Regions from separate parts of the Mus musculus genome. Here regions 2, 3, 4, 5, 6 and 7 are each linked to region 1. The links are chromatin loops, found by intact Hi-C in ENCODE. Cell type or tissue: gastrocnemius. All regions are shown on one strand. Each heading gives the region's core, and the rest is flanking DNA. Links, peaks and the distances in the headings are about the cores only.

Region 1 (4,352 bases), core at 124-4,123:
ATTCACACTAAAATCCACATGAAGTCTTTTAGAATATCTTTCATTTACTCTTTGACAAGTTCATATGTGTATACAATGTACCTTGATCTTACCCAACCCCCACCCCCGACTCTGTCATACTCCTCCAAGACAGCCCCAGGACACATCGCCCTCCCAACCTCATATCCTTTCCACTTATTTATTTACTTATTTGTTTCTTATTTTTATTTTTAACCTATTGAGTTCAGTTGACGCTGCCTGCTGGAGCTGATCTTGGTGTGCTGTAGTGCAGGTGACCACAGTGGGTTTGTAGGCGCAATGGCCACATCACCCACAGGGGATTTCATTTCATAGCATTCTGCCTCACTCTGAAACTCTTACATTCTTCTGAGTCTTGCAGAGGGATCTTGACACAGACGTCCATTTAAAGGCTGTCTTAAATGAGATGAAAGGCTGGATTGCCAGAGCACACAGGATTTTAGGGCAACAAAAACTCTGGTCAGTTTTTGCTCAGCTCTTTGACCAGTTGTGAGCCACTGAATCCCACTCTCGCATGAAGATGTCTGGTGCAGCTCTCTTTATAATTTCCTCAATTGGGAAGCAACTGAGATATCTTTCAGGAGGTGAGTAAACATACAAGCCATGAAATAATAACATAATAATAATAATAATAATAATAATAATAATAATAATGATAATAATAACAACAACAATAAACAGGTGCAGGCTAGCAAGCCATGAACAGATATACAGGAAGATAGAAGGAAGGAAGCCAGCCCGAGAAAGCCACGTGATGTATAATTCTAACTCTGTGGCATTCGGGAAAAGCAAAACCACTGAGGCAGTGAGCAGTGGTCGCCAGGGATTAGAGATGAAGTGGGGATGACCTAGCAGAGCGCACAGGGTTTTAGGGCAATGAAACTGTTCTCTGGAGTACAGTAATGAGGGACTCGGGTCATATACATTTGTCCAGACTGTGAAGCACAAAAAGGGAACCCTAATGTGAGCTATAGACCTTGCCAGATAGTTATGTGGGTTTGGAGGTTGTAACAAATGGGTCAGGTTTCGGGGTGCAGAGAGCATATAGACACCCTCTGTGCTTCCTACTTTTTCCTTCAATCCTTCAATCCTAAACAGTTCTGAAAAACAAAGCTTTTTTTTTTTGTTATTGTTCCTTTTGTCTAGCATGTTAGAAAGCAAGCAAAGGCAACTTTATCTACATTTTTCAGTGCTGGAAATGAAACTCAGGGCCCAAGGCAGGCTCCCCGGATGGGTCTAGAGAAACCGAAAAAGAAATGCTTTGTTCAAAAATTGAGTTATCTTGCCAGACGTAATGGGGCACGCTTTTAATTCCAGCACTTGGGAGGCAGAGGCAGGTGGATTTTTAAGTTCAAGGCCAGCCAGGTCTTCAGAGTGAGTTCCAGGACACCCAGGGCTATACAGAGAAACCCTGTCTCGGAAAACCAAAAAAATAGAAATAAAAAAATAAAAAAATTGAGTTATCTTATTTATGTTTAATTATGTGCGTGTCCGCAGTGTGCATGTGCTAGTGGACCACAGGATCCAGAAGGTGGCGTCCTAGAGCTGGAGTTAAAGGCTCTGTGGGTGCTGGGGATCAAGCTCGAGTCTTAGCCATTGAGCCATCTTTCCAGCCCTGGAGTGTTTTATTTCTAATGTCACTGGGGATGCAGCCATGCTCAGTGTGCAGCCGGTCAACTCCCTCCGGGTTAGATCCCACACCTGTCTCCTCAGCCTCATATCAGCGCTTGGTCAGGGCAGACCGCCCGCTACCCAGAATACCATGCGGAGGGTAGAGGTGGGAACCTATTGCATGTAGGCAGAGACCTGAACAACCTACAACCTATTGGACTTGCTAAGCTCCTGAAGGAGGAAGCTGCTACCACTAAAGCCTACCTCCCAACTGAGGTTAGACAATCATCCGGGACACCCAAGTTTGGAGCACAACTGGGTGATTAGCTGTGTCACAGACGCCACCCTCAACAATGTGATGAATATCCTGTTGAGAATGGATGGTGGGCGGCGGCATGCACTGCTTGGCTTTCCTGTCTCTATTTTCTCAGTTGACGGTGACACTCAGAAAGGAGAGAAAGACCGGGCAGGTTTAACGAGAACGGAGCTAGGCTGTCATTGTACAAAGGGAACACTGACCAGTTTATCCAGATTGAAGCCTACTCGGCACAGACTCATTATTAAAGTATCAATTTCCCCAACATTGCGATCCTATTCCCCAAACCATAGATTATTTTCTTCTCTATCTCTAAAGGCTCTGTGGCCTCTGTCTAAAGCCGCTGCAATAGCTGGACAAGGAAAAAAAAGAGCCTTTGAAGATTATGGTGGGCAACAGCGACCTCTGCTGGGAGAATGGGGCATACTTGCACCACCCTAGACTGACCCAGAAAGTAAGACTAAGCTTGTGTGGTGCTTGTGGAGGCAGAGGGAAAACACACACACACACACACACTTTCATTTCTGTTTCTAAACTACTTTGAAGTTCAAATCAAACGCGTAAATTTACCTCTTTTTAGCTTTGTAGAAACAAAATATGCTACGTGTTCGCCACTTCCACAGCTTATTGGTAAGTGATTTTTTTTTTTTTTTCAGAGAGCCTCACCGTGTACAGAGGTTCTAGGGCAGCCTAGTGCTGTTGATTAGTTAATGGATTCTTTCCCATCTACCTGCCTCCTGGAACTCCAAGGTGATCGAGCCCAAGCAGGAAAATGTGTGGCCCACTTGTGCCAAGTCTGAGCTCCGCGGCAGGCTCTCACGCTGTTAGAGTTCCGCGGCAGGCTCTCACGCTGTTAGAGTTCCTTGGAGGTAAGATGAATCTGACTGTATCTGACTCAGGTCAGTGTGGGGGTCGACCGCATTCAAAGAGACATTGGCACACCCTTTGCCAAACTTTCCTCCTTGATTGCCCAGGAATGTGGATGTTTATTCTTAGCTCGCTGTGGGGAGAACATTGTGAATACTTTTGAAAAGAGCGGCTAGAAAATGGTCAAACTAATCAGGCAAAGAAGCCATTAGCTTTTCCCTGAAAAAAATTATTTCTGCCTTTCAAATCTTGATATGCCACTGCATAAAAAAACAAGCTGGAAGGCTGCCAAAGCGTGTGTGAATTTGGGGGGAGGGAATTATTAATGGTGAGCCGTTGGTAGACATGCCTTTAATTTGGGGATGAGTAAACTTAAGTTCATTTTAAAGGTTTCTCTGCCTATACGACATTTACTAGAGGATGGGGTTGGAAAATCCTGGGAATGGCCAGCTATCTATCCGTAGGGAACCTGGCTGGTGGAGACAGGTACTGGCGGTCATCCCTTGTGCTCTGGTTGGTGGTCATCCCTGTGCTCTGGTGGTCATCCCTGCTAGCCATCTGAGAAAAGGGGACTTTGACGGAGAAAATGCCCCTATCAGATTAGCCCATAGGCAAGCCTTTGGGGCTTTCATGATTGGTGATTTATGTGGAAGGACCCAGACCTCTGTGGACAGTACCACCCTTGCGCAGGTGGTTCGGGGTTGTAAAAGAAAAGAGAGCAAGCCAGGAGGAACAAGCCAGTAAGCAGTGCTCCTCTGTGGTCTCTGTGCCTGTTCCTGCCTCCAGGTTCCTGCCTTTAAGTTCCTGCCGAGGCTTCTCTGATGATGGACTGTGATGTAGACCGGTCTCTTCCTAATCTGCTTTTGGTCATTGTGTTTATCATTCTAACATATCCGCGCAACACCGCTTCCTCACCCCACCAGCTCTGTATCATCACCTGGACGGTGCTGGGAGAAATACTCTGTACTTCTCTCATGGTTGAGGGACTTCCCGAGGATCCCGGGTAGTGACATGCTTGGTCTCTTGGGTAATGTTTCGGAAAGGAACAGAAGAACCATTAAGGTTGAGTCTGTGGAAGGTCCTTAGGTTATCAGGTGTGGCCTCTTGGGTTCTTGGGAATGGATTGTTGTAAAAGAAGGAAGCCTGATGTCTCTCACCACCACTGTATACCCTGCAGTGATGCAGCCTCCAGGCAGTTCTCTAGAGCCAGTGTTGGCTGGACATCTTGATAAGTCGCTTGTCAAGTATTTTGTTATGGTGATGCTATGTGGACTCTAAAGAATGGAGACACAGACCTCCAGTTAACCTACAGTTCTGACCAGGAAGAGTGCTGCATGGAGGGAAGAATTCTGCTCCTTGAACCTTGAGGTATGCAGTGCTCTGTCTTCCTTTGAATCTTATACTCTCAGAAGAGCCCGTCGAAGGCTACGGCATCTCCCTGCAGTCGCTAGGATTACAATACAGCAGAGTAAACTCTGTTCCTCTCAAACCAATTTAGCGAGCTCCTGGCAACACCGGCTTCCCATCATGGCCCTTGAAC
Region 2 (4,352 bases), core at 130-4,129, 670 kb before region 1:
GTGGTCTACAGACAGGTCAGGGAGGAAAAGTTTTCTTTAAGAAAAGGCGGGGAGGCATTGTCCCCGACTAGGGAATGCACAGCCAGCTTAAGGTCAGAATTGTTCCCTTTGTGACAGCGATTGCTCAGGGGTGTGAAAACCCACATTTTAAGGATATTTCTGTTAATAAACAAAGCATTTGAGAAGGATGTAATTTCGTTAGACCTGCCTTTTGTGAATGCTTGAAATTTTCCCTTAATCCCAATAGCAAGATCCCTCATACGGTTATTGTGGGAGAAATTTGAAAAAGAAAATGGGCTAGACTATAGATGGAAATTGAGAAATTGTTTTAAAAAAATGTCAGGTGTCAGTCTGATGACCTTCCACCTTTCTGTAGCATGCTTGTTTCTCTAGGTGCCACTGAAGCCACTGCTGGCACTCCCCAGCAGAAGGGTAGGGAGGAGACTTAGTCTTTGTCATTACTGGCGCCGGCCCTCTCCACCCAAAGCACAAAGGTAGAAATCTTCACGATGCTTAGTTGGAACATGTGTTTCGAAAGATGTAAGGTTGGCACAGGCTCGGAGACTGCTGAAGGTAGGAAACTGGTTCCTATTTAAGTAAATAAACAAGCATCAAACACCTCTCTCTGTCTCTCTCTCTGTCTCTCTCTCTCTGTCTTTCTGTCTCTCTCTTTCTCTGTGTATGTGTGTCTGCGCTCTCGAGCACGTGTGTGCCAGCACATGTGTGTGAGTGTGGTACCCACATAAGAAAAAAATCTTCCTCTATTGGTCTCTACCTCATCTTTTGATGCAGAATCTCCCTGAGGCCAGAGCTCACCATTTAGACTACACTGGCTGCCCAGGAAGCCCCTGGCACTTGCTTGCCACCTCCTCCCCCAAAACCACCAGCAATGTACATATCATCTGCCCCAGCTTTTTCATGGGTCCTGGGGATCAGAACTCAAACCTGAAGCCTTGGGCAGCTTTACCCACTGAACTCTTTTCTTTCTTCCTTTCCTTCCTTCTTTCTTTCATTTTTTAAACAAAGATTTATTTATTTTTTATTTATATGACTACACTGCAGCTGTCTTCAGACACACACTAGAATAGTGCACCGGACCCTATGTAGTTGCTGAGAATTGAACTCAGGACCTCTGGCAGAGCAGTCGGTGCTCTTAACCACTGAGCCATCTCTCCAGCCCTCTATTTTCTTTTATAAAGATAATCTAAAGTCATTGGTCCAGTTAGACTCTGAACTTGCATAAAAGCTCTGTGACAATGACCTCTGAAATACAGATTGAGGAGGCCAACAAACTGACTATGGCACCCTGTCAGTTCTACCTGTAATTCTGACCAAAGAGTTCCTCGTAGTACTAGATGGTGTAAAAGGCGTCTTTCCCTTGGAGGTAAGACAGATTTCTTAACAACTGTCCTAGAGATAAGGCCACTAAAGTATGCACAGAGGTAGCTGCAGTGAGTAGTTCCGAAGTGAGGATGGGGGAAGCCTCTCAGACCAGCAGAGGAAAAAGGGTTACATTGGGTCTCTTCATATGTGCGTGCATGAGCAAGAGCACACACACTCATGCGTGTGCACACATGCACGCACACACACACTCCCAACCCCCACTTCCTCTTCAGGCTCGATGATGCCAGGTCTATCTCTATTTCCATGACCCTGAACCACATGGGTTGCTGCCACCATCGCCTTACCACAAACCCGGGTTGAGGTCTGATATCTTTGAAAATGGGGAGAACTTCTAAGAGCTGCATTATTTTCAATAGCCAGCAGGTGGCAGAGCAAACCTTGTTCCCAAATCCACTCGCAGGTTTTTCAAGTTACTTCAAAAGTAACTGTTGAAAATTTCAGTCAGGTCAGATAAATTTAGTAGTCAATGTTTCATTAAAATATCTGCAATAATAATAGTTAATATGAAGACAACTAACTCAATTCTGTCTATAGCATAACTGGCATTTTCTATCCCTTAGGAATCTAATACAGCTGCAAAGATTTGGGGTTTTCTTTTTGTTTTCAACTTCCATTTTCTTCTCATTGTGCTAGTCGGTTGGAAAGAAATGCTGGCCCTTTCTCTACTGGGATTCATTTCGCATTAAGCAGGTCTGTTTCTGAGAGCTGGATGTGGCCGAGGAGGTTCAGGGGAATTTATAAGAATGATGCTGATTGGGAAATGGGGCTTTCCTGGATCCTCCTAACCCGGTGCCCTGGGGAGCTAAGACCTGCTTCCCCAGGGTCTATCCAGCAAGGGGGTGGGGGTGGGGGGAAGGCCAACAGAGAAGGCGTCTTCATCAGAGCCCTCCCCTCTGCGGCTTTCATTATAGTGCCCTGGTGTGATGGCTCTTAAACCTTGGTGTTCTCAAGTTCTTTAGTCTGGTGTTTTCTTCATCTGCCTTCATACTTTCCTGTATCGTGGCAGACACCACAGATTATTAAAAGGGTTTCCTAGCCAAGCATTTGCAGAACTGTTTAATTTTACATATGAACGCTATACCCATACATATATTCTCATTTCCATATATGCACGCATAGTCTCTGCATACACATCTGTAGGAGGGTCAAACCTTGTCACAGTGAATTTCATTGCTTGCAGTACTCAACTCTGTTATTTTAGAATTCTGCTGCTTCAAATATATTGTAACTAAACAAAAGGAGCTGGCTTATAAGAAGAAAGACCTAAATGTGCCATCTATTTCCTATCACTTAGATCTTAGGAACTAAGGATTTTTTTTTAACTTGAAATTATACCCTACAATCCAAGATCTGATACTTACCACATGTTTTGGGTATTCATACATTCATTAAGGTAAAGGCACACTGAAAGCTTGTGTTACTACGTATTTAGAGATGACTTATCTCTTTTCAGAAAGAGACTTCAAAAAGACCTGCAGGCTATAAGCTATACATCCTTCACAGAGTTACAAGTATTTTCAACAGCTTATCTCCCAAAGCTTAGTTAAACAATGTATCAATAGTTAATAGTCCTAGAATTACATAATATCTTTGGCAAACTGACCAACTAAATCTGGTAAAGGTAAGGTTAGCTGTTTGCCTGTGCCTTTTTCAGTTCAAGAACTGGGTTTATTTAGCATCTCAAATCCTGCTACAACAAAGTTCCCTCTTAAGTGGACTCAAGGGAGCCAAACAGTGCATGCACATCTTCCAGGAACACAACAAGCATGCTGATGGTAGTTTTAGACGTCATTTATCAGGCAGGAGTTAAGAGCCTTTATTGCTCTTGCAGAGGACCCAGGTTCAGCTCCCAGCACCCAAACAGTGGTTCATAATCAGCTATAACTGGGGTCCCATGCTTTCTTCTGGCCTCTGTGAGCACCAGGCACCCATGTTACTACATACATTCAGGCAAAACACTTATACAATAGAAATAAACAAATCTTTTAAAAAGAAGTTATTTACCTTTCCTTGACTTTGTCGGTTCCATCTCATAACCATGCAAATGTGTGTGTGTGTGTGTGCTCATTTTCTCTATGGACAAGGACACACACACACACCTTACACAATCTTTTCCAATGTCATTGGTGTGGCCAAGGGTGTATGTGTGTGATTGGGTATAGATAACCAATAGACTTAAGTAAAACTTGCATTGTAAATGTGCACTTGCTGTTTTCCTTTTCCAACATGATGCGATTCTTCATTTTTTGAAATGAGGATTGAAAGTTTTTCTTGTTTCATTTGTAAAGCCCAGAGGCCAGCGCCGGGTGTGGGGTGCGGGGTGCCGGGTGCAGGGTGCACACTAACAGATCCCCAGCATGTTTCCAACCTGTTCTCACTGTTTTGTGTTGTGCTGTCTGTCATGAACTTGGTGTCACTTTCTGTTTTGTGTGAAACCTATGCAGTACATTCATTGGGTCTCAGTGCCAGCCCTGGCGCTTCTTTTTAACCCTGGCATGTATGGGTTCGTTTAGAGAAACATGGCCGCAACAAAACAGCAGAGATGTGTCTGGATGTTATTCGTGGGGAAACGGGTTTCTATTTGTGGTGCATTTCAGGGCCTCCCGTGGGGCTCTTTAAAAAGCCTGTTGCTCTTTTTCCACTGAAGTGTCACCTCTGTCCTGAATATCACAGTGATAACCAGAAGGGCAATCGTTAAGAATCATCTCCGTTAATGATTACAGGATTTTGTTTCACCATCTAGCACCGGCAGAATTTAAAGGTGCTGTTTATAGAACTGGAGAAAATTAAAATAGCAAAATAGAGATGTTAGCTAGGCTAGTTTCTGAATAATTGTCAAATTGGCTTGTGCTATTCACAGCCTAGGCTCGAAGCAGTCAAGGAGAGAGGGAGCTAACAAGATGTACATTCTGGTCACATCTAAAGTATTTTCTGCATTGATGATGTGC
Region 3 (4,352 bases), core at 202-4,201, 500 kb before region 1:
CCCCAAAGTACTTTGTGTTTTGGAAACCCCAAGCCATGCAAAACTCAATAGGTCTGGTGTTTGAGTATAGGAATAAAACAAGCCAAGTTTCCATCTGACCTTGGCTGACCTTGAAACCAATCGTTCTTCCAGTGCTAGCCTAGTCAAGAGTGAAGCTTGTGGTTTCATCTCAGTTTTACCACAGGCTTTGTGATGAAACGCTAAAAGGGAAAAAAGAAAAACCCACTGAGATTTCTGCTCCCATTCCTGTCTTCTTCCAAGATCTTTTTGCAGAACCTGGTGAGTTCTATGGTCCATGACCACGCAGCTCTGTGATTTCTGCTCCACAGAAGAGAAACAAGCTTCGGCTCAGAGAACTCAGCACTGAAAACACAGAGAGTCGCAGCCAGGCTTGGTGGCCCACACTTGTAATGCCAGCCCTTGGGAGGCAGAAACAGGAGAATCGCATTGTGAATATGAGTCCAGCCTAGGATAAACATCAAGAACTTGTCTCAAAACCCCACCTATTAAAAGGGGGGTGCGGCTAGCATTACTAAAATCCATACAGCATCAAAGTCACAGGTCCAACACAAATCTACAAAATAAGAATATTAGGCCAGACATAACAGCAACTCAAATAATTTAAGAAAGTATTTGAAAATTGCTGGAGGGTTTGTATTATACAGAAGAGGGTCTAGGAGAGGAAAACCCAAGAACTGACAAAGTTTACCCTAGAGTAGAAGCACAAGAAATATAAAATTGGGACAGCAGCCTGAGAGATGCCAGAGACAAAGAGTGAAGATCTATCCTTCCGTGAAGTAGCTCCGAATTTCCAACTCTGGAATAAAGAAAGAATCCTCGCTTCGTCCCCACGAAGGCTTTTGTGAATTATGCATTATGTTTCTCAGAGAATGGGAAGTTTAAGCAGGAAAAAAGCATACCACCAATTATGAGAACATTCTAGGAGCAAAAAAAAAAATCAGTCTCAGTGCGTTAACTGCACTGTGAGAAGCCTTCACATCAGTGATGATATAGGGAACAATTCCCGGAGCTTTAATTTCTGCAAAAGTGACCAGGAATGACCCATGGGGAAGATAGGCGTTGCCCAGCATGTACAAGGAAGACCCTTTGCTTGCTCCCAAGGACCAAAGAGACTGTCACAGGGAGAAACAGCTGCAGTGGATATGCCTGTAATTCCAGTACTCAGGAGGCTGAGAACAGAGAACGCACTTAGAGCTCAAAGCTAGCCTGAGCTACATAGCAAGACCTTGTCAAAGGAGGGAAGGAAGGAAGGAAGGAAGGAAGGAAGGAAGGAAGGAAGGAAGGAAGGAAGGAAGGAAGGGGAAAGCTAAATCATGAAGTTTTTTTTTTGTTGTTTTGTTTTGTTTTGTTAGGTTTTGAGACAGAGTTTCTCTGTGTAGCCTTGACTATCCTGGAACTCGATCTGTAGACCAGGCTGGCCTAAAACTCAGAGAGACTCCTCCCCTCCCCCGCCCCACCCCCGCTGCAACCCACCCCCGAATGCTAGGATTAAAGGCAGGCTCATGAAGCTCTTAATAGACCAAAGCATATACCAATTTCCCTTACAGTCATTTCTTCCTACTTGCCTTCTATGGAAAGTTTGAGTTGACTGATGACCCTTGACTTCTGTGTCTGCTGAATTACCCATAGGCCACAGGCAATGTTATCTCTCCAGGGCTCCTGGTAAAATGGAACACTCCTTCCTGCAGCCCCAGCTGGGACTATGACTCCAAGCCCAAGATTCTATGAGAAGATTACACACTGGGCATTGAAGCCAACACATGGTCACATAAAAGGGACCTCTAATTTTCTACCCTTCTGTAAAATATATATGCAGGCTCCCTATGGTAAGAAGCCACCCACCAATTAACTGCCTTCGTCACTAATGTATAAAACTCGGTGAGCTCATAAGATAAATACAGGACAATTTACTAGATCCTTGGCACTGGTGCGATTATAAACAAATGCTCAGTGGAATATTTTTTGCATTTGAGTTTGTTTCCTGAGTATGTTTTTGTTATAAATTTGCACACTTACCCAAAGACCGAATTACTAGCTAGGATTTACAGCTATCCTTGCGACCTGTTACTTGGGCACTTTCCCATTAAAAAGTGCAAGTTGATTCCCTGGAGATGCAGTAAAGATTCTGTGTATCCAGCAGGGGGCACTCACAGGCAAGATACGGATAGCTTTAACTGGTCACAAACTGATTCATTAAAGCCCGGTGAATAGTCTATAGATGTCTTCTTTGTTGGAGGTAAAAAGTGAACTTTATTCTTAGTGTCCTCAATGGGGTTTTGATATTGGATATGAGTGAGACATTTTTCCCTTAATGTAATCTAAAAATGGAGAGATTCCATACTGACAATATGTGAGCAATGGCAATCTGTCTGACTTAGAGCTCAGTCTGTTCTCTTTCCCAACTGAGCAATGTTAGGAATGGGATTAAGAGCTCACACACAAAACAAAACAAAACAAAACAAAACAAAACAAAACAAAACAACACCTCACAGGTGAAAACTGGGGATAAATGCCCCAGAAGTCTCACCTACAGTGTCTAGTGTAAGCAGGGCCTTAGATCCCATTCCCAGCTGCAAAAGCAAACCAGATAGCCTCCTGCTGGGAATGGAGAGGTGGTTCAGTGGTTAAGATCATCTGCTGCTCTTGCAGAGGGCCCAGGTTTAGTTCCTAGGACCCACGAGGTGGCTTACAACTCCCCGTAACTCCAGTTCTGAGACATCTGATGCCCTCTTCTGACCCTTTTGGGCAACAGGTACGAATGTGGCACATACATGCAGACAAAACATCCATACACATACAATTTTTTTTAATTAAAAAAAAAATGCCTCGGGACTGGAGAGATGGCTCAGCAGTTAAGAGCACTGACCGATTTTCCAGAGGTCCTGAGTTCAAATCCCAGCAGCCACATGGTGGCTCACAGCTATCTGTAAGGGGATACGATGCCCTCTTCTGAGTGTCTGAAGAGAGCGACAGCAGACTCACAGATATTTAATTAATTAATTAATCTTTTAAAAAGCCTCATGTGTTAATTTGAACATTTGAAAGCAAGCCAAAACTATTTTGGATAAGAATAAATTGAGCATAGAAAAAAAATCAAAGCGGCTTTCCTTTGTGACGTTTTCTTTCTTTCTCTTTTCTTTTCCTTTTTTTTTTTTTGACGGGGGGGGGTGGTTGGTGGGGGAAAGGGGGGTGAGCAGGCTCTCCCCAGGGAGTCCAGGCAAACATGGAGTGGAAATCTTCCTGCTTTGGTCACCTGAGACCTGGGATTACAGGATGGAGCCCAACACCGCACTAAGGCTGTCGTAATACACAATAGTAACCACGGTTTTAATTAATAGTTCATAAAAGCCCACATGTGTTTTATAAAATTGGTGACAATCTCATCACAGATATGCTGTACTTACAATTTATTTACCCTTGTGTCAAATTTCTAAGTATTATTAATAATCCATGCTCCTTGAACAAGCAAAATCAATCAGTCTATTATTTTAGTAAAGTACATGGAAATCTAACCAGGCTTTATTGGCTGTGTAAGATCAGGGAAGCTAATGCTGGCCGACTCTGCATTTGCTTAGCACTTATGAATCATGCCATGAAAAGAAACTGCAGCATACAGCGGTTTCATCTTTAGGACAATCCTATAAGGAGGGTAGCCCAGCGAACTTCACTTTGCCAAGAAAGGAAAATGAAGTTTAGAGGCAAGTGTGAAAATATATAATATACATCATGAAACATAATATATAATAAAATATATAACATTATATATTATAATATGTAAAATATAATTATTATACTTTAACAGATAATATTAACATATCAATTATATATAATAAATATGATATAAATTATGTATATAGATACATAAATGTACATCATCTCCTCATTATTCCTGTGTGAACAGTAGTAAAAACGAGACTTGACTTTAAGAGAATGGTTGTCCCACATGGACTCTATTGGTTGATTTTCTCTTCACTGTAACCAAATGGATGACAAAAAGCAATGTAGTGGAGAACCAATTCATTTAGCTCACAGTTGGAGTGCATGCAGCCTGTGGTGCCAGGGAACTCTTGCTCCCTGTTCACACCTCTACAGAGAGACCAAGGGCACTCAAGAAGCTGGGAGAGACTCTAGAGCCCCAAGGTCTACCCTGAGCAACCCGCTTCTTCTAAAGAAGCTGTACTTACAGTCCCAGACCTCCCCAAACAGCGCTACCCAGCTATGCACCAAGTCCTCAAACTAAGCCTGTTGGGGTCATGCCATTCAAGTCCCAACAGACCGTGGGTATGAATCTTGCATGATTACCATTGCTGTTGATACAGTGCTTACTGCAA
Region 4 (4,352 bases), core at 159-4,158, 190 kb before region 1:
CATGTCAGATGCCTTGTGTTCTGTCACCTCCAGCCTTTGGTCAAGTAGGCACATGCTTCAAGGATCTCCCTCTCCCTCTCCCTCTCCCTCTCCCTCTCCCTCTCCCTCTCCCTCTCCCTCTCCCTCTCCCTCTCCCTCTCCCTCTCCCCCCCCTCATTCTCTTGGCTTTAGTTTTGCCTTTGTTAAAAATTTTGGTGGGAAATGCAGAGCTTGGAATCTGTTTTCATCTAGAAGTGTAGATTCTGATGTGGTTCTTGGGGAAGGTGCCATGGCATGTCAATTCTTTTAGGCATTAATGGGGCAGAGTCTGTATTTTTAGTTAGGTGTCATGTCTTAAAGCTTCCTAACTCTTTCAGTCTCTCCCCCTTCCCTTTTTGTGTTACAGGTTGTTACTGTGCAGTCTAGGTTAGCCTCTGAGTCTTAGTCTTTCTGCCTTGGTGCCTGGGCACTGGGATTGCAGATGTTCACCACTGGGATTGCAGGAGTGTACCACACCTAATATATTAGTTACTTTACCTAATGCTGCAACCAAGTACCTGAGCAGGGGCTTTATCTCTGCTTACAGCTCCAGGGGACAAGATCCTGGAGGGGAAGGTAGCGCTTCAGTACCCTAAGGCTGCTGACAGAGTGCCCCACAGTCAGTACCCTAAGGCTGCTGACAGAGTGCCCCACAGTCAGGAAGTGGAGAGCAGGGGTTAGTGGTGCTCCCCTTCTGTCCCCATTTTCTTTAATCCAGGACTCCTTCCCACAGAGTGACACTGTCCACAGTCCTGGGGTGGCTCTTTCAGCCACAGTTAAACTTGTCTCCCAGGAGTTCTAGATCCTGTCAAGTTGACAAATGTTGTTAGCCATTACACCCAGCTTCTCGCTCTCTTTTTAAGTTAAAGACTTTTCACAAAATATATGTCATGCATATCTCCTGTGGCCCCAACTTCTGTTCTGTGCTATGTAATGTTTAAACATCTTCACCTTCTTGTTTTAATCCCTAACACTAAAAGGAAAAACAAGAGCAAAATGATCATAAATTCATAAATTACATTTGACTACTTATTCTGTGGGTCTTTGGTGAAGGCCTGGTTTATTCCCTTACCATAGTCATAAACAAACAGGCACTCACGCTGACCACAGGCACCAGTGTGACTTACCAAAGTGACTGTGGTAGGGGCTTCCTTCCAATAACCTGTGAAAATGCCAATTATGACATTTAGGGCTCTTAAGGTTTTAGAGTTATTGGCCTTTAGAACATGGAGAGCCATAAGAAAATGATCTGGTCTCTCAGCAGTGATTTGGAGCCTGAATGAGGCGAGGACCAGCTGTAGCTCTCTGTGTCCCCTGCCTTCAGCAGAGCTAGCGTTTGCTGTGAGAAAGTTTCTGCTGGGCCAGAGGGAGAAAGGAGCCATCCTAGAGCGTTAATGTTGAATGTTGTTGCTGGCAAGAGAATGCGAGTGCTGGGTTTGAACTTACTGAAGTACCTTCTAAGAGGACCGAGTAGTGTGGTGGGAAGGCCAGCTGTTCTCACAGCGCCTGCTGTTTCATTACTCACTCTTCCCACCATCTGAAAAATAGTCAGTTTCACATGAAATTAAACTTCTGTGGTAGACCATTCCGTAGGCGGCACTGTCACTGGAAATCAAACAGCAAACCTCCCCTCAGCTCAGTTACGCCAAGGAAAGTCCTACTCACTCTTGGAAGTCCACGGCTAAAGCAGAGCCACTTAATGTTCCTAATTCACACATCTTGCTCAACTCACAACATTTCCATGAGTGGCTCTGAGCAGCGGGCCAACTTCCTCTACTTCTATAATATGTGAGTCTTCATGGCTTAGCTCCTAGGGCCTCACAGAAGATTAACCATTGACTCGCTGTACGTTGTCAGGAGAAACCTAGCTTCACGGGAACCTCCCGAAATGGCTAGGATGGCCCAAGTTTTCCGGACTGGAAAGTCTGGCACCGAATCCACAGACGTTAGCAGCCTTGATTAATGCCTCAGTTCGGGCTATTAGGTGTGGGAGAACCACAGCTGCCTATGCACTAAGATAGCTCAGAGTCTGCATCTTACAGACAAGACCCAGCAAACAACCACAGTCCATGATGAAATGTTAGACAGCTTATATTGTGTTCTTCCTCTTCTTATGACTGTGAAGGAGGAGCCCAGGGTAGTGATACAGGGACAGGTCTGGCCTGTCCCTCAGGAGCTGGGCTTGGAAGTGCTGCTACACCACCATCTGCTGGTCAGGCACACTGCAGCTTTGTGGTTGGTTGGTTGTTTTGTTTTGTTTTGCTTTAAAACCTGAACAGTATTATCTCCAAATTCTAGAAAATATTGCAAAAGTCTAGAAGTATGGGAAATTTGAGAGGAGTCCCTTTTCACAAGTCAGAGGCCTAAACAAACAGAGGCACTATGGCATTTGCCTTGACAAAATTTAGTAGTAACATCATTTCAAAAGCAGTGCATTAGCAGTTATTTCAGTTGACGTTTGATAACAAGATTTTAAAAATAGATGACTCTGTGTGTGTGTGTGTGTGTGTGTGTGTGTGTGTGTGTGTGTGTGTGTCTGAGGATTGCATGCAGGCTAAGCAGGCTTTTCCCCTAGCCCTCCTTTCCCTTCTGTTAGAGACAAGCAGGCCTTGAACTTCTTGATCCTCTGATATCAGCCCCGAGTCACTGGAATTCTAGAGCCTAGCCACTAGGCCTGCTTCTCTGGTCCTGCTTAGGTTTAGGGTCTTAACAAACTGTAAAATAAGGGCTCTTTTAGGACAGTGAAGTAACATTTTCCACCATGTGAAATTTTTTCCAGTTTTGCACAACTTAGGGAAATTACATTGTTTTATAGAGATTTTGAGGGAAAAAAAAAAGGATTCTTCTTAAGAAAGAGACTGATACAGTTTGAGTGGGTCTAAAATTTCCATGCATTTAGAAATCTAGTGGAAACACCAGGTTAATGAGCCATCTTGAATACAGTAGTTATTATCCATGACTAAAGACAAACCATGGAAAGACAAACCATAGTGCCTCTGTTTGTTTAGGCCTCTGACTAACCTCTGAGCGTTGCTGGGCTCCCCACCCCCAACCCCGCGAGTGCTGAGAACCCAGTGCTATTTTTAAAATAGCTGAATGTCATCCCAGCTTCATGCATGTTCTCCTAAGTGCCTGACAACATGACTGATTGTCTTTTAGACAAATGATTGTTTAGACCCAAACTCAGTCAAGTCTTTTCTTTCTTAAAGTTATGTGGTTAACTAATGACAAACGGAGAAATATCTCAGGTTGCTTGGGGAGCGCTAGTTCTAAAGCTTAGAGACACAGGGGAAGGGGATTGCTTTTTGTCTTTTCTTTCAGGTTTCAGTGATGTGTTAAATCTCTGATACATGCAAATAGGAGACTTTCTCTTTGCAGCTCTGCCTCTACTGACATGCAACTAAATAATGACAGCAGATACTATGAAGTCCTGGCATGAAGCTCATGAATTTTGAGCCAGTTACTCCAACAAACGGGCTACAGCCCCAAATGGACTCCATTAACAAAGCAGGATGTCTCCAGTGTGGTGCAAAACTTTGATCTTCATTAGAGAGATGGTTATTTTCTTTGAGCCCAGCTGATGAACTCAGCAGCCAAAAGCTGTTTGTTGCTTAAATGCTGATAAAAATAAATAAAGGCTTCATTCTAGAGAGGGCCCTTTGACAGAGTTTTCTTATTTTTCTTGGCTTTGGCTGATGGCTTCCCCCACCTGCCCAGGGCAAACTAGCTTGTAATAGAGCGAGCCCCTCAAGTCAGACCAACTGTTTGCACCAGCACCCACGTAGCAAATGTGTGCACAGGACTCCCAATCTCTGTGGGCGAAATCATGGCTTCCTGGCAGGTCAGTATGAAAAAGGTGTGCAAAGAACTTCCTATCACTTAGAATGTAGCCAAGCATGGAAGATGCTTGCTGTGCTCAGTGTGAGCAGTGTCCTCATTCTCTAGCCTTGCTCCTCTGTGTCCAAACTCATGACTCCCATGACCTCAGGCAGTAGTGAGACTTTTCTACCTGCTGTTGCCTGACCAGACGTCTCTGTCTCAGTGCTTTCCTGATGGAACCATCGCTTTTCCATGTGATTTTTCAATTCCTGTGTCTTGACTAGGTTGACAGCATTCTTCATTTTCTTTCCAGCATAGTTTCATTCAAAACAAAGGGGAAAGAATACCTATTCGGCTAATGTGGTGAAACTAACTGATTTGTAATGGCTGATAACTGTCGTCCAGGTGTATCTTAGACACGGATCTTGGCTCTGGTGTTAAGGAGGCCAGAACTGTTTGCCTGTAACTGTGGTCCTTGTGGATGACGCTGGTCAGCCATTAATTTGGAGGAAGCA
Region 5 (4,352 bases), core at 72-4,071, 110 kb before region 1:
AACACACACACACACACACACACACACACACACATATATATATATACACACACATACATACATACATAATACATACAATACTATATATATATATCAATATATCACACACATACAATATTACACACATATACATACATACATAAAATATTCTGAGTCTGGACTACTGTGTACCTCCTTCCAGTAATCTATTTTCCACGGAGTTCTGAGGCTGTCTGTCTTTCAGTCAAAGATGGGATTTGTGCCTCCTGCCTAGTGATTTCTCGGAGCACATGACACCCTCTGCCTGGACCAGGTTCCTTTTATCTACTAATTTTCCCTGAACTTACTGTGTTCCCACCTACACTGGCTTTTCCACTTTAGTCCTTGGTGTTTGCCTCCAGCTTCCTGCTCATCGCCTTCAAAGTATGTACTGGGCCCGTGCATCTTCTCACATTCACTAAGGCAGGAAAGGGAGACATCTTGTGTTCTTCTGGACTGGCAGTACCTGACTCGGGGGCTTAATCGTCACTTATTAATCAGGTAGAGATGAGGGCTCTGTGGTAGGTTGAATGAGACCAGCCTCCATAGGTGTATATGTTTAAAACCCTGGTCTCCAGCTGCTGGCTGTTTAGGGACAAGGGGATAGGGTAGCCTTACTGGAGGAGGTATGTCGGTGGGGATGGGCTTTGAAGTTTCTAAAGCCTTGCACCATTCTGAGTTAACCCTACCTCCCTCTCAGGGATGGAGATACGAGTTCTCACCAGTTCTAGCTGCCACATCTTTGCTCCTTCGGACTCTAACCCTCTGAAGCCAGAAGCCCAAATACGCCCTTTCTTTTAAAAGCACCTTGATCATGGTATTTTTGTCACAGCCATAGGGCAGTAACGAGGCTTCTGTGGTTTCTCCGGTGTTTAAAACGAGCTAGGTCTCAGGGAACACTTTGCAGGAGTAAGGCCACTTGAGTTCCATAGGGCAGTAACGAGGCTTCTGTGGTTTCTCCGGTGTTTAAAACGAGCTAGGTCTCAGGGAACACTTTGCAGGAGTAAGGCCACTTGAGTTTGGCAGATTTGGAGGGAGGGGGCGTTGCATAGTAAAGGTTTGCTACGAGGATAGTCCAGAGCAGGTGCATCATCCGGGAGTGAGTTCACGGTGGCCAAGGGTGTGAAAGGTGAAACACGTGAAAGGTGGTCAAGGGACACCGGCTACCCCTTTTCTGAGTGCACTTCCCCTTCCGTGACAGATGGGAATACAGCAGCGTTGACACATTTACTCCTTGGGTATGCCCACTTAGGCTAAACAAATTTAGCACAAGCTGAACAATTGGAACTCAGAGCTGATCCTAAGGGATTTAACAAGAGCTGCAAGGGCATTCAGATGACCCTGGATGATTCTAAAACCTGGAGAAAAAAAAATCCCCCAGCAAGCCCAAGCTGTCTGATCATGCGACCCATCTCCTGACTGACTGCTCACAAAGACCTGGCCAAGGACATTCCAGCTGTGCCAGGCCACTGGGCAGAGATCCCAGAGAGAGCAATCTATCACTGTTCATCACCCCCTCACACCTCAGGGAGCGTGGGCCTGTGGCCACGAGCTGGCAGACAACAGCCCCTAGCCCTTGCGACAGTGTGTATCCCCACTGCCAGAAAAGCAACCAAGGTTTTAGCACTGCGCCATTGGGTAGAGCCCTGGAGACTCTCAATACTCAGGTTCACCATTGGGTGGCTCTACCGGGGTCACCAGCAGAAGAGATGTCTCCCTCCCAGAGATTCATGAAGCCAGAGTGACAAGGTCGTTTTTTACCCTTCTCCCGGTTCATCTTCCCGCCCCTTCATAGAACATATGGGACCCTTCGTGCTGTGTGCACCCTGGCTTGAGGTGGCAAAGGTGAGGAGGCTCCACTTACCCTCTCCCCCTGCACCTGTTGTCAGTGATGATGGCTTTTGACTGTGGCATCTTCAGCAATTTCTGTATAGCCTGCACCATAGGCTAGGCATAGGATTCTCACCTGGATCATGTTCTCCCGCTAGAACAGGACTAGGTCATAGCAATAAAGTCAAGCCTTTCTCATCTGACCCACCATCTACTCTTCTTCCTTCTTTCCTTCCTTCTTTCCTCCCTCCCTCCCTCCCTCCCTCCCTCCCTTCCTTTCTTTCTTCTTTTCTTCCTTCATTTCCTCTTTCCTTTCCGTAAATCTTACCTTGATGTCTTGGCAAGAGACTCCAGGAGGTTGGAGTTTCTCTCCACAGGAGTAGATCAATCACAATCCACCAAGACCCTGAACCCATTGCTTTCTGAATCAGGAATTCAAAAGAGAAACAAGCCAACGCTCTTGTGCCCCCATGTTGTCCTTGTGCAACATCAGGGCAGTGATGTCCTCTGGCATGAGAATGGCAGGAACACAGCCAAGATGGAGCAGGAGAGAGGCTGGGAAGTGCCACACAATCTAGCTAGCTGCAGTAGCCAACATTCCTTGGCAACGACACTCTCACTCAAAGCCCTGGGAAGCACTGGGACACAGGTGTAGTCTAGCATCTATAGAGAGCACACCGGAAAACACCATGACATCCCCCTTGTGAGTTCAGTCCCCCTCCCATCTCGCCATATGCTGGTGACAAGGAGGAAGAGTGGGCAGTGTCACACACCCACCATGCTGCCCAGAGGGCAATGATGTAAGCCACAATGCTTAGGTTTCAGCTCCAAATGTGGCAGCCAGCAGCAGGAGGTGCTGGCAAACCCTTGGCTGCCAGGCATGCTTCTCAGAGCATCCAGGCTGCTGCATGGAGTTGCTGTTGCCCTGGACTCTGCAGCCCCCCAGAGCCTTAGGCTAGGTGGCTGGGGACTTTTGAGGGTTAGAGATGGGTCTGCAGTGTTTGTGGGAGCAGTCTCTGCTGTCCTTTCCAAGGGACAGAATGTTGCAAGGAGTCTATGTCACCACTTTTGAGCATCTATGCCCTCAAGCACTAGACTAAGTCCTTTACATGATTCATTGACACCTCTCAAAACCCCGCTAGGAATATACTGTTATTGGACTTTTGAGGATGAAAGTCCCAAGCCGTAGGCAGGCCGCGTCATGGCTGGTACAGCTGAGAACTAGCCAAGGTTCTTGTGCTTAGGAAGTAAACGATGCTCCAGCCTCCACAGATTCAGAGCACTAGCAGAGCAATCAAAATACTGAACAGGCAGAGTGTGACGGCTCACACCCTTTAATCCCATCCCTCAACAGGCAACCGAGGAAGACTGCTGTGAGCGCAAGGGCAACCTGGGCTGCATGAAGAGACCTCTCAAAACAAACAAACAAACAAACAAACAGCATTCTAAACATAGGTTAGATGTAGGTTGCTTGAATAAAGCAAGTAGCATTCCAGAATATGAGTGGGTACAAGGTAGAAATACCACAATAAATACATGTTTCAATGCAGCATGAAGGCTCACTAGATCTGGTCACTTGTCATGAAGAGAAAGGCACCTACCTGGCCACAGCTATCAGTTCTTGAGCTAAAGCCTGTGGAGTCACAGGTTAACCAGGCTGTAAGTCACTTTTTGATGTCTGTCCAGTTGGGGACATTCTGCTGTGGCATTGAGAGATGAAGTATTGGACTAGAAAGATGGCTGACTTGGGCAAAGGTGCTTGAGGCTAAGCCTGACAACCAGAATTGATCTGTGGGATCCCCTCGGTGGAAAAAAAAAAAAACCTGACTCATGAAAGTTCTCCTCTGACCTCCACATATGCACCATGGCGTTTGTACACATGTACACACACACACACACACACACACACACACACACACGTAAATCAAAGAAGTAAAATATTAAAAACAATAGACAGCGTTTCTCATGACATTAGATTTTTCAAGCAACTGGAACACATTAGGTGACGACTTGGCAACCTTTTTCCAGAAAGGGCTGGCTGGGAACCAAGAGAAGCTTTGCTGGTCACGTGACCTCTGCTGCAGCTTCTCCACTCTGTCATTATGTGTGAGGACAGCCACAGATGCTATGCAAATAAACACGTGTGGCTGTGTTCCGATAAAACATTATTTATGGACACTGCAGTTGGAATTTCACATTACTTTAATATGACAAAATAGTATTCTTTGGGGGTTTTTATAACCATTTTAAAATAGGTTAAAAAAAAAAGCACTCTTAGCTCATGGGTTACAGTTGCCAACCTCTGGGCTAGGCTGCTGAGTGGACTATCTCCTCATGTTCTGTCAGTGTACTCAGACCACTTGCATCAGGTTACTGTAGCTGTTAAGGCAGGTGTATTGTTTCTGCCCCAAATGTACTGAGCCTGACATCCAGAGGAAGAAGCAGGAAGAGCCTTTTCTCTCATAACCGACACCAAGGAGAGAGAGAGAGAGAGAGAACCACAT
Region 6 (4,352 bases), core at 80-4,079, 67 kb before region 1:
CCCCAAGCCATCAACAGTGGGAACACACACCCATACCGTAATGGATACCATGTAAGGTTTCAATGCATATGTTTTGATTACAAATTAAACACTTTCAGGCAGGCAGGACAAGATAAAGGGAGATGTTTCTTCATCCCTGTCCCCCTAGTGTTGGATGGGAAGGTCTCAGTCCAGGCAGGAGGAATCTTTATAAAGGGGGGGGGGGGTTGACTCCGTTTGTTCCCATTTAGATTCTGTGTGCTTTTTTGTTTGTTTTGTTTTTCGAGACAGGGTTTCTCTGTAGCCCTGGCTGTCCTGGAACTCACTTTGTAGACCAGGCTGGCCTCGAACTCAGAAATCCACCTGCCTCTGCCTCCTAAGTGCTGGGATTAAAGGCATGCGCCACCACCCGGGCTGGTTCTGTGTGTTCTAAAGACAGCCTCCTGCACTGCCATTGTGACAGCCTTCATGATAATGGCTGTTACCATCCGGATTGCAGACTCCCTGGGTAGAAGTGAGTCCTTTCTCTGGTCCTACACTTTGTTTCAGAACTCCAGCTGACAACAGGGATGTCCCTAACCATGCTCCAATTGTGTTTCAGTGGCATCTCTATTCAGCGAGCGTCCCAGCTGCAGAGAATCCCTGCCTAAGTCTTTCATCCACTCCCCTGGGATCTGTTGAGGGCCCATCAGTACCAGGTTAGCTTCTCTCAGTCAGGGTTGCGGGAAGTTTAGCTGCCCCGGTCATTTTCCTACTTACTGGAAACCTGAAAAACTCGTCAATGACCTTCCCATGACCTGGGGTAGCAATTTCTCAACCTGTCGTTGCCTGTCACATTTGAGAGGAGGGCGGGATTAATTCTCTTCCATGGGTGTCTTTGTGCTTGGCTGAGCCCGAGGTCTCCTTCCATCCCTTCCACTCTCCCTCCCTCTTTTTCCTAGTTCTTCCTCATTTCTTTCCACATTCATGCCCTGGGACCTGTTCTACAAATATCCGAGGAGAAGAGAAAGAACAAACTAAACAGAGTGTTCTAAACGCTACAGGGTTTGTTTTGGTTTAATTTCATGAATGAGGCTATTGAACCGAGCAGCCGAGCAGCCGTGTCTCCTCTCTAACCTGTGCTTTTCGGGTCCTGTTTCCAGGTGCGGCGGAAAATCTGAGGCACCTTGGCTAGGAGCCCATGGTGAAACCCGGCTTTGGCTCCTGTCTCCCCATCCTCTATGAGCAGTGGCAGCTACAGCTGCTGGAGTGGGAGCTGCAGCAGTGGGGCGTGGCCTGCAGGGCTGTTGGAGTCCATCGCACACTGATGGAAAGGAAGCGGAACCTTCACTCAAGTTGGCCAAGCACAGAAACCACCAAGCAGGAAAAATGTGGGCGGGGCCGGGAGGAGAAGGTGGAGAGAGGTCTCAGGGTGTTGGGTTTTGAAACCTTCTGTCTTGACTGAGGCCCAGGCTCTCAGCACAGGGTCCCTGACACATGGCTGAGGAATTCCCAGTGGCCTTGGATGACATTTCAGTTCATTTCTCTGAGTCACACTTTCGGAGGGTTTCTCTTTTCTCACCAGAGGCAAGCGGGGGGGGGGGGGGGGGGGGAATGGGGTCGTTTGTGTTATTAGTAGGAGAGTTAAAGACATGAAAGAATGGAAAGAAAGGGTGTTAAGAAGGGAGAAATGATCTGGAAGTAGGGCCGGAAGAAGTGGTCACTGTAGTAACCAGTGGATAGATGAACAACCCAGACAGACTTCGCCCTTCTGCCTCTTACTGTGGTGGCAGAGCAAGACTTGGAGCTGTTGGGCTTGCCTTTCCATCACAAATACTCATCGAGTACCTTCCATGGTCCTTTCTGTTCCGGTTACTAGAGATACGAGGCAGAGTCGTTTGCAGAATGTCCTGCCCTTGTGAGGGTTGCTTCAATGGAGGAGAAACTCACTGAGCAGAGCAACAGTGGTCAAATGGAGCCTTTGATCCAAACTCTTTTGAGTTTTTAACCTAGATCTGAGATTTAACAGAATGCTCAGGGCCCAGGTGCTGCAAACATCCTCTGCTGGAGAGGTGGGTGCGTAGGAAAAGGCCACGCCCATTAGTGGCGCCCGGGCTTCTGTAGCTCAGCATCAACCACAGGGTCTTAACTTGGAACTGCACAATCCCCCATGGTGACACCTCCTCTCTCCCAAAAGGGTGGGCAGGATGTGGAGCTGACAGGGAAAGAAGGGGTCTTTTAGTGTTCCTTGTCCCTTTGGGCACTCTAAAGGTCATCTAGGTTAAAAGTCCTCATCACGGGGCTGGAGAGATGCTTAGCAGCCAAGAAGACTGGCTGCTTTTCCACAGGACCCGGGTTCAATTGTCTGCATCCACGTGGCAGACACAATTGTCTGCAACTCCAGTCTCAAGGGTTCTGATGCCCTCTTCTGGTCCCCACAGGTAACACATGTGTCAGCAGGACTTAGAGGCAAACCATAAAAATACATAAAAATAAATAAACGAAATAAAAAGAGGTAGTTAAAAAAAATCCTCATCGTGTAAATTCTAGACTCCAAAAGTGTGTCTAGAGCCAGGAAAATCCACATCCTAGATCCAATAGGATTTCAAATTTCCGGCAGAGAAACAGAGAGAACACCGTTGACAGATGAGCTTCACTGCGGCTTGGCTTGGATTAATGAATCTGGGGCTGTTTCTTACAAAAGCACCATTGGCAGCCAAAAAAGCATTAATTTGGAAAGGGAAGGAAGGCCATACTGAGGAGCAGCTGAGAGCCAAGGACCCAGAAGCAGAGCTCTGGAGTTCATGCTGGGCTTGCCTTTAAGTAGCTTTGCTGAAGCTGGCACTACAAGCTGAGCAATGGAGACCAGAATGCCTGGAGCCCTTGGGGAAGGTCTCACCCAAGCTCAGAGCAAGCACTGCTAAGGAGGAGGGCAACATGAAAAGACGGGAGGAAACCAGTGCTAAAGGTATGAACTATAGCATGCAGCTAGGATCCCAGCATCTCACAGAACTTTAGAGCCCACCAGAGTGAGGGGCTGAGATGCCTCTCTAGTGCTGGAGGGAGTATAGCCCCCTGCTTAGCTAACCTTTTGATGAGGGTTCAGGCAGGGCCAACACTCACTGACACCCTTCCCCCCAACACTCACCCTGGCCATCTGTCTGCTCTCTAAAGCTCACCGTCTGGCTGGGTCCTCAGGGCCCTGTTCCCCTAACTGACCTCCAAGTGACTTCCACTCACTAGTCCTCTGAGGGACAGGCAGCCTCCGAGCAAAAACCATGGCAATAAGGAAGGAGGGAGAGGAGAGACAGGAGTGGAGGAAGGAGAAAAGAAATGTGGAGGGAGATGGCTAATAACATTATTTCATTGCTTATCCCTGTAATGTTGCTATTGTTACAAATCATAAATATCAGATATGCAGGAGATCTGATATGAGACCCCCAAAGGGGTTACAACCCACAGGTTAAGACCCACTGGTCTAGCACTGCCTTTAAAAGCCAAACGGCCAGGAAGGCAGAGCCCCCCCAGTCCTCTCTGACACCTCCCACCCGCTTTCTTCATCCTGCCTACATCTCAGCTAACCTGGTTCTCCAAGTGCTGCTGACACTCCTTGATTCCCCTCCCCCTCCCTGTCAATCACTAGTGGAGAGATGGCTCAATTCACCTCCATGGCTGCTGGGAAGATCTCAGTTACTCTTTCAAAGGCTTCTCTCCATACACCCGAGACACCTACAGAACCTGTAGTGGTCGGGCCAGACCTTTGATGGCTGTACAGTAAGTTAGACTTTCACATGCACTCGCATGTCTATGCACATTTATGAAGGGTAAGAGGAGTGTTTAGCCACAGTTCCAACAAAGGGGTTTTGGATTTCACACATCAGGGGCTAGGAAAAGTGCTGGTAAGTGGTCATCCAAAAATAGGAACTAAGGCAGACCGGTGATTAAATATTCATAGAGAAAACCTGCCATACACAATGTGGCCTATGTATGCCTCTTTACCTGGACATGAAATAAACTGTTTTCATTATTATTTTTTGCTTAAAACGAGAAGTAGAACATGCAATGTACTTATGGTCCAGGCCAGTCCCTAGGTCTGTGGCCTTCAGGATGAGCGATTGAGAGACCTTGGCAGGTGTGATAGATACTGCCTTACTAGGGATCAGCTGAATTCTATTAACATAAGTAGGAGTTATTTGCCATTCGAACAAATTGGTTCATTATCCACGTGATATTTAAGAAAAGCTAATGCAGAAATTATAATCCCATCCCGAAATCAATCTGTGGAAAAGTATGCATGATAGCCATGAAACAAAATTCTGCCCGGGATGTTTCTGAGACTGCTAAGGATGCACACGGGCTGACAGAGGACACTTGGACCTTCTCAGACTCAAGCC
Region 7 (4,352 bases), core at 149-4,148, 410 kb before region 1:
AAGAACACGATGCAAGCAAGACTACATTCTGTCTTTTAGTTTATTCTTTTTAAAACGTCTTCTGGTCAAATAAAGAACTGCTTGACTAATTTTATGTTCCTAGCAATTTTATTAATTTTTAATTTTAAAACGTCAAGTACTGGGTTATTTTATAAGCACTGATTGACTTGCCATATTCCTATAATTGTAGAGTTGGCAAGGTCTGCTAGAAACGGTACTTTTCCATTCTGTTTGGGGGAAGATAAAACGCCATTCCCCAGGATGTAAGAAAGTCAGGCAAGCTGGATAGTATTTAGGTACTGGGAAACACATCACGGCTGTTCTGTAACTGTGTAAACCAATGATGTATCTGGACAATAACACGGATCTATAGCTTTCACTAAACCTGTCATTTACAGCAACTAACCAACACATGCCCTGGTGCATTGCTGGTACCAAATGAAGCTTTTACCTTGTGAAGCTGCTACTGAGACAGGAGGCAGCTGCAGTGGAGAGAATCCAATGCTCCCATTAAGGAACTGGCCGTTGGCTCCAGAATTAGGGATCTGGACAATGCCATACTGGTTAATTTGCACGGGTGTAGTAAAAGTCACCACAGAGCCACCGTCCTGGGAGGCCACTGTCTGAATGCCTTCTCTTTTCACTTCAGTGCAGGGTATCAGCCCTGGGAATGACACAGGGGCACTAGGGCTGTAGGAGGTGGTGGCTGCTGAGTTCACAGCAGAACTCTGGAGGACTTTGAATTCTTTCACATCCTGGGAGGTAGATCCCAGGATGTCTGTCATGGCTATGCCATTGCCCACAATGTTTGAAGACATTTTGGGTGGGTTCAGTGACACTGTCTGTGTATTTCCCACATTCAGTCCATTAAGGATAACTCCATTGTGTCCCTGAATAAAAGAATTGCCATTAAGGAAGACAGGTGAAGTACTTGCAGGTACTAAGCTTCCATTCAACAAAACTCCAGACGAGCTTAGTGATATCTTAGCATTTCCAATTTGTTGCATATATACTGGCTCCACGTGGCTAGAGAGGCTGAGGTTGGTGACGCCATCAGATGCGCCTGAAAGTGGATGAGGAGACAAATCCTCATGTCCCTTGCTGGATTCATCCTCGGTACTGGGGTTGCCATCCGATTCGCTGTTCAGGGGGAGGAGAAGACATTTGTGAAGGTCAAGGGATTGACAATCGACATAGTTTGTAAAACATCCTTCAAACTCATTAACGGCAACATTTAAGCAAAGCACAATAGAATTATCTGCTGGCCCTGTTGAAACTATGAGGTTTTAAGCCAATTCTGCCCAGCCAGGGAATGAGATGATGCATTTGGACCCCTTAAAAAAATAAACTTATAGCTGGGTGTGGTGGCGCATGCCTTTAATCCCAGCACTCGGGAGGCAGAGGCAGGCGGATTTCTGAGTTCGAGGCCAGCCTGGTCTACAGAGTGAGTTCCAGGACAGCCAGGGCTATACAGAGACAACCCTGTCTCGGAAAACAAAACAAAACAAAACAAAAACAAAAAAAAAACCCAACCAAACAAACAAAAAATAAAATAAAATCAGAGAAAGACCAGAAGGATGGACAATGTAAAATTCAACTGAAAGCACTTTAATACTGTGTTTTCATTCCTAGAGCATTCCTAGGCTACTCCAACTGTTAAAAGGACTGCTACCTCTGCCATAGAAGCGATTCATGAAATGTTAATGGGTCGTCTTGCTGTTTAGGAGAGCCAGTTCAGATTCATGTTATTTTTAAGGTAGATGGAATCGCCAAAGGAGCAGGAGGGGTGAGGTGTTCAGTTGTATTTGCCAGTTAGGTAACCAGAGGCCATTTTCTCAACTGTTCCCAAATCTCTATTCCACCAGAGAGACAACTCTCACTCAATAAAGTGCTTTGCCCTTGTAGGAAAGACACTCGCAACTCTCCATATGCACAGTTGCCTTTGAATCCAAAGGAAGCCATAAGGGCTTATTTAACACACACCATCCAGTGCTCTGGTGAGGTGGGAGGGAAAAGGTGAGCATCACTCAGTGGCCTTGTCACTATCAGACTCCTGCCCTGAGTCTTCAGTCCTCCTATTCCAGGATCCTGGACATAAGGGAAATACCAAGTTCGGGTCAGGGAGGAATGGTGGCAGTTTTCCTCTTTGGTTTGAATCTGGGCGGGGCAGGACAGAAGCAGTTTGGAAGCCTGGTGAGACTTGGTCCAGCTGAGGATCCAACATCCCAATGTGGTCGGTTTCCTTTCAAGCCGAGGGGAGGGGATTACCCAGGCTTTGGGCTTTGGGGCCAGGAGCGCAGAAAGCGCTTTGATTTATGAGCTGAAGCAGAGCAGCCGTCGCCATTGGTGAGGGTGACTCACCAGGGGTGCGGGTGGGAGGTAGATCCGGAGAGGGGCCTATACCAGGCAACTGGGCTGGGGGTTGAGGGTGTGGAGTTAATGGGGAGGAGGATGAAGTCAGCAGAGCATGGCTCAGGATATGTGTGTGTGTGTGTGTGTGTGTGTGTGTGTGTGTGTAGATTAGATCCTGGGAACTGGGCCGGTTCCATAGCAAAGGTTACAGGACAGCTGGTCAGCATGTGCCACCGGCTTCCTACCCAGTGCCTAGGAGATTCCTTCAGTCCATCTGCAGAGCACTCCGGGGTAGGTGGGGTCTCCTAACCAGTGCTCTTTCTTCGGGTCGCCCCCTCTCTCAAGACGGAGAGGGTGCTCGCAGGTCGCCCGGCATGTTTTGTTTATGGTTACCCGCAACAAGGGTCAGGGCTGCACAGTGCGCCTCTCTCCCTGCCTGGGGTGAGCTGTGGGCCTCCAGCTCCACCCGGGCGCAGGGCATAGTAGCGAGGGAGGGCTCTGGAATGCGCAGGGTGATCACCTTCACCTGGCCCAGGCTGGCTGCTTCCATGGCTCCCGGGTTCCTTCCCAGAGCAAAACATTTGAACTGCATTTTGATTCTCTTCTCCCCAATCCCCGCGGGGAGGGGGCCATCAACCTTCTGCTTACTTTACCCTTACAACAACAACAACAACAACAACAACAGCAGCAGCAGCAGCAGCAGCAGCAGCAACAACAACCACTACACACCTAAACAACAACACACCCACACACACAAACACCCACACACAGCCAAGGGTCTGACTCTAGCAGACACAAAAGAGAAGAACAAAACAAAACAAAACAAAAACCCTGCATTTTATACGAAAGAGAGAGAGAGAGAGAGAGAGTGTGTGTGGGTCTGTGTGTGTGTAGGATGGCTGAAGGAGGACTGAGTGGATAGCTCCCCTACTTCTTTCCTGCTGCCCACCTTATGCCAGCCGGCTTGTCTCCTATTCCCAAAGTCAGTAGGGGATCATGCTGTGTTAGGGGGTCCAAGAAACTGTCCTTCAGTCCTGCCACCTCTGAGGCACTGTAACCCGATCCGAAGTTGTTCAGAATCAGGTTTCAAAACACCGCAGAGACGAGCAGCACCCACACCCCACGCTGCCCTAGCAGCGATGGGAACCGCGGCGGGCAGGGTAAATGATTAACTCTGTCATATTAAAGCCTCGACGTCCCCAGACCCCATCTGAGCCACTAGTCTCCATTAACTCTCCTTTTCCTTCCAGAGAGCCCCTGGTGACCTCCAGGGCAAGCCCGGGCTTCAGTCGAACCCTGGGTACCCTGGAGCGTGTGCGCACTCCAGGCTCCGGGTAACCCCGCGGAGGCAGGGACCCCGGCCGGCGCCGGCAGCCCCTGCGGGCCCAGAGCTGCCGTGAGAGCAGCCTTGCCGGCAGCGTGCGCACACATTCCCTAAAAGAACCAAGGCGAGAGTGGCAACTTCAAAGGCAGCAGGATGGGGGTGGGAAGCCGGGCAGCAGTGACCAGCCGAGGTGGGGGCGGGGACTGGACCTAAGAGGGCGACCAGAAACTTCTGGGGGCAGGAGGGGGAGGGTTAGGAGGGAGGATCCCCCGCCCGCTCGTTGCCACCGTCGTCCCCCCTACCACCCCGGTAGGGAAGCGAGGTGGGGGGCGGGGAGAGGTGGGCAGCCGGACCAGGCTGGTGGGGAAGGTAAGCGCCATGTTTTCGAGCGCTAGGAGGAAAAGAAAGCTGGGAAAGGGTGGGGGGAGGAAGGGGGAGGAGGAAAGTTGGCGCTCACCTTTTGGACTGGGTCTCGGAGGGGTTTCGGTCACGCTGCCGCCGGTTCTTGAACCAGTTGCTGACCTGGGTGAGGGAGAGGCCGGTGATCTTGGCCAGGTGCCGCTTCTCAGCCGGCGAGGGGTAGCGATTCTGCTTGTAGAGCTCCTTGAGCGCGTTGCGCGACTTCTCCTTGAAACAATACACCGTCTCCTCGCCGTCCCAGATGGTGCGGGGCAAG

Evidence for each region. Hi-C counts contacts between places; a loop is a spot of excess contacts. Peaks named below come from ENCODE experiments on the same cell type or tissue, not always from the same donor. Only the 100,000 strongest peaks of a DNase experiment are listed, where the experiment ranks them.
Region 2: a loop joins it to region 1, with 5 times the contacts of the local background. A loop is called at or near these places in 15 of 42 quality-filtered maps.
Region 3: it touches region 1 in a loop (8-fold over the local background); 35 of 42 quality-filtered maps call a loop at or near these places.
Region 4: a loop joins it to region 1, with 3 times the contacts of the local background. A loop is called at or near these places in 9 of 42 quality-filtered maps.
Region 5: a loop joins it to region 1, with 2.8 times the contacts of the local background. A loop is called at or near these places in 5 of 42 quality-filtered maps.
Region 6: it touches region 1 in a loop (2.6-fold over the local background); 8 of 42 quality-filtered maps call a loop at or near these places.
Region 7: it touches region 1 in a loop (3-fold over the local background); 5 of 42 quality-filtered maps call a loop at or near these places.

What each region holds. Positions count from the first base shown.
Region 1 is chr12:73,515,159-73,519,510 of GRCm38, forward strand. No RefSeq gene overlaps it. Among named protein-coding and RNA genes, the nearest start is that of Gm34016, 8.0 kb to the left of the region's middle. In gastrocnemius, for the core only: CTCF peaks have their summits at 1,555 (motif pointing right) and 2,354 (motif pointing left); DNase peaks (open chromatin) are centred at 1,732 and 2,347; H3K4me3 peaks cover 493 bases; H3K27ac peaks cover 983 bases.
Region 2 is chr12:72,846,238-72,850,589 of GRCm38, forward strand. No RefSeq gene overlaps it. Among named protein-coding and RNA genes, the nearest start is that of Gm40441, 4.0 kb to the left of the region's middle. In gastrocnemius, for the core only: a CTCF peak has its summit at 1,765 (motif pointing right); a DNase peak (open chromatin) is centred at 1,706.
Region 3 is chr12:73,018,969-73,023,320 of GRCm38, forward strand. No RefSeq gene overlaps it. Among named protein-coding and RNA genes, the nearest start is that of Gm51264, 25 kb to the right of the region's middle. In gastrocnemius, for the core only: a CTCF peak has its summit at 2,153 (motif pointing right); a DNase peak (open chromatin) is centred at 2,171; H3K27ac peaks cover 261 bases.
Region 4 is chr12:73,322,758-73,327,109 of GRCm38, forward strand. All of the region lies in intron 5 of Slc38a6 (solute carrier family 38, member 6), which reads left to right. Among named protein-coding and RNA genes, the nearest start is that of Slc38a6, 38 kb to the left of the region's middle. In gastrocnemius, for the core only: a CTCF peak has its summit at 2,227 (motif pointing left); a DNase peak (open chromatin) is centred at 2,195; H3K4me3 peaks cover 189 bases; H3K27ac peaks cover 3,753 bases.
Region 5 is chr12:73,407,227-73,411,578 of GRCm38, forward strand. D830013O20Rik (RIKEN cDNA D830013O20 gene) reads right to left here and starts at 2,337. Exons shown (of 4, transcript NR_046013.1): 1 at 2,177-2,337. In gastrocnemius, for the core only: a CTCF peak has its summit at 1,684; DNase peaks (open chromatin) are centred at 1,539, 2,406, 2,663 and 3,894; H3K4me3 peaks cover 638 bases; H3K27ac peaks cover 3,880 bases.
Region 6 is chr12:73,447,971-73,452,322 of GRCm38, forward strand. Gm33929 (a long non-coding RNA gene) reads left to right here. Exons shown (of 3, transcript XR_001780532.2): 2 at 581-677; 3 at 1,122-1,377. It overlaps Gm34080 (a long non-coding RNA gene), which reads left to right and starts at 2,607. Exons shown (of 4, transcript XR_381684.3): 1 at 2,607-2,926. In gastrocnemius, for the core only: a CTCF peak has its summit at 2,384 (motif pointing left); DNase peaks (open chromatin) are centred at 1,260, 2,110, 2,382, 2,757 and 1 more place; H3K4me3 peaks cover 498 bases; H3K27ac peaks cover 1,904 bases.
Region 7 is chr12:73,108,210-73,112,561 of GRCm38, forward strand. It overlaps Six4 (sine oculis-related homeobox 4), which reads right to left. Exons shown (of 3, transcript NM_011382.3): 1 at 4,134-4,352; 2 at 452-1,140. It also overlaps a transcript of Mnat1 not described here. Among named protein-coding and RNA genes, the nearest start is that of Six4, 2.9 kb to the right of the region's middle. In gastrocnemius, for the core only: no CTCF peak of the experiment used is centred there; DNase peaks (open chromatin) are centred at 2,313, 2,923, 3,437 and 3,965; H3K4me3 peaks cover 3,415 bases; H3K27ac peaks cover 2,742 bases.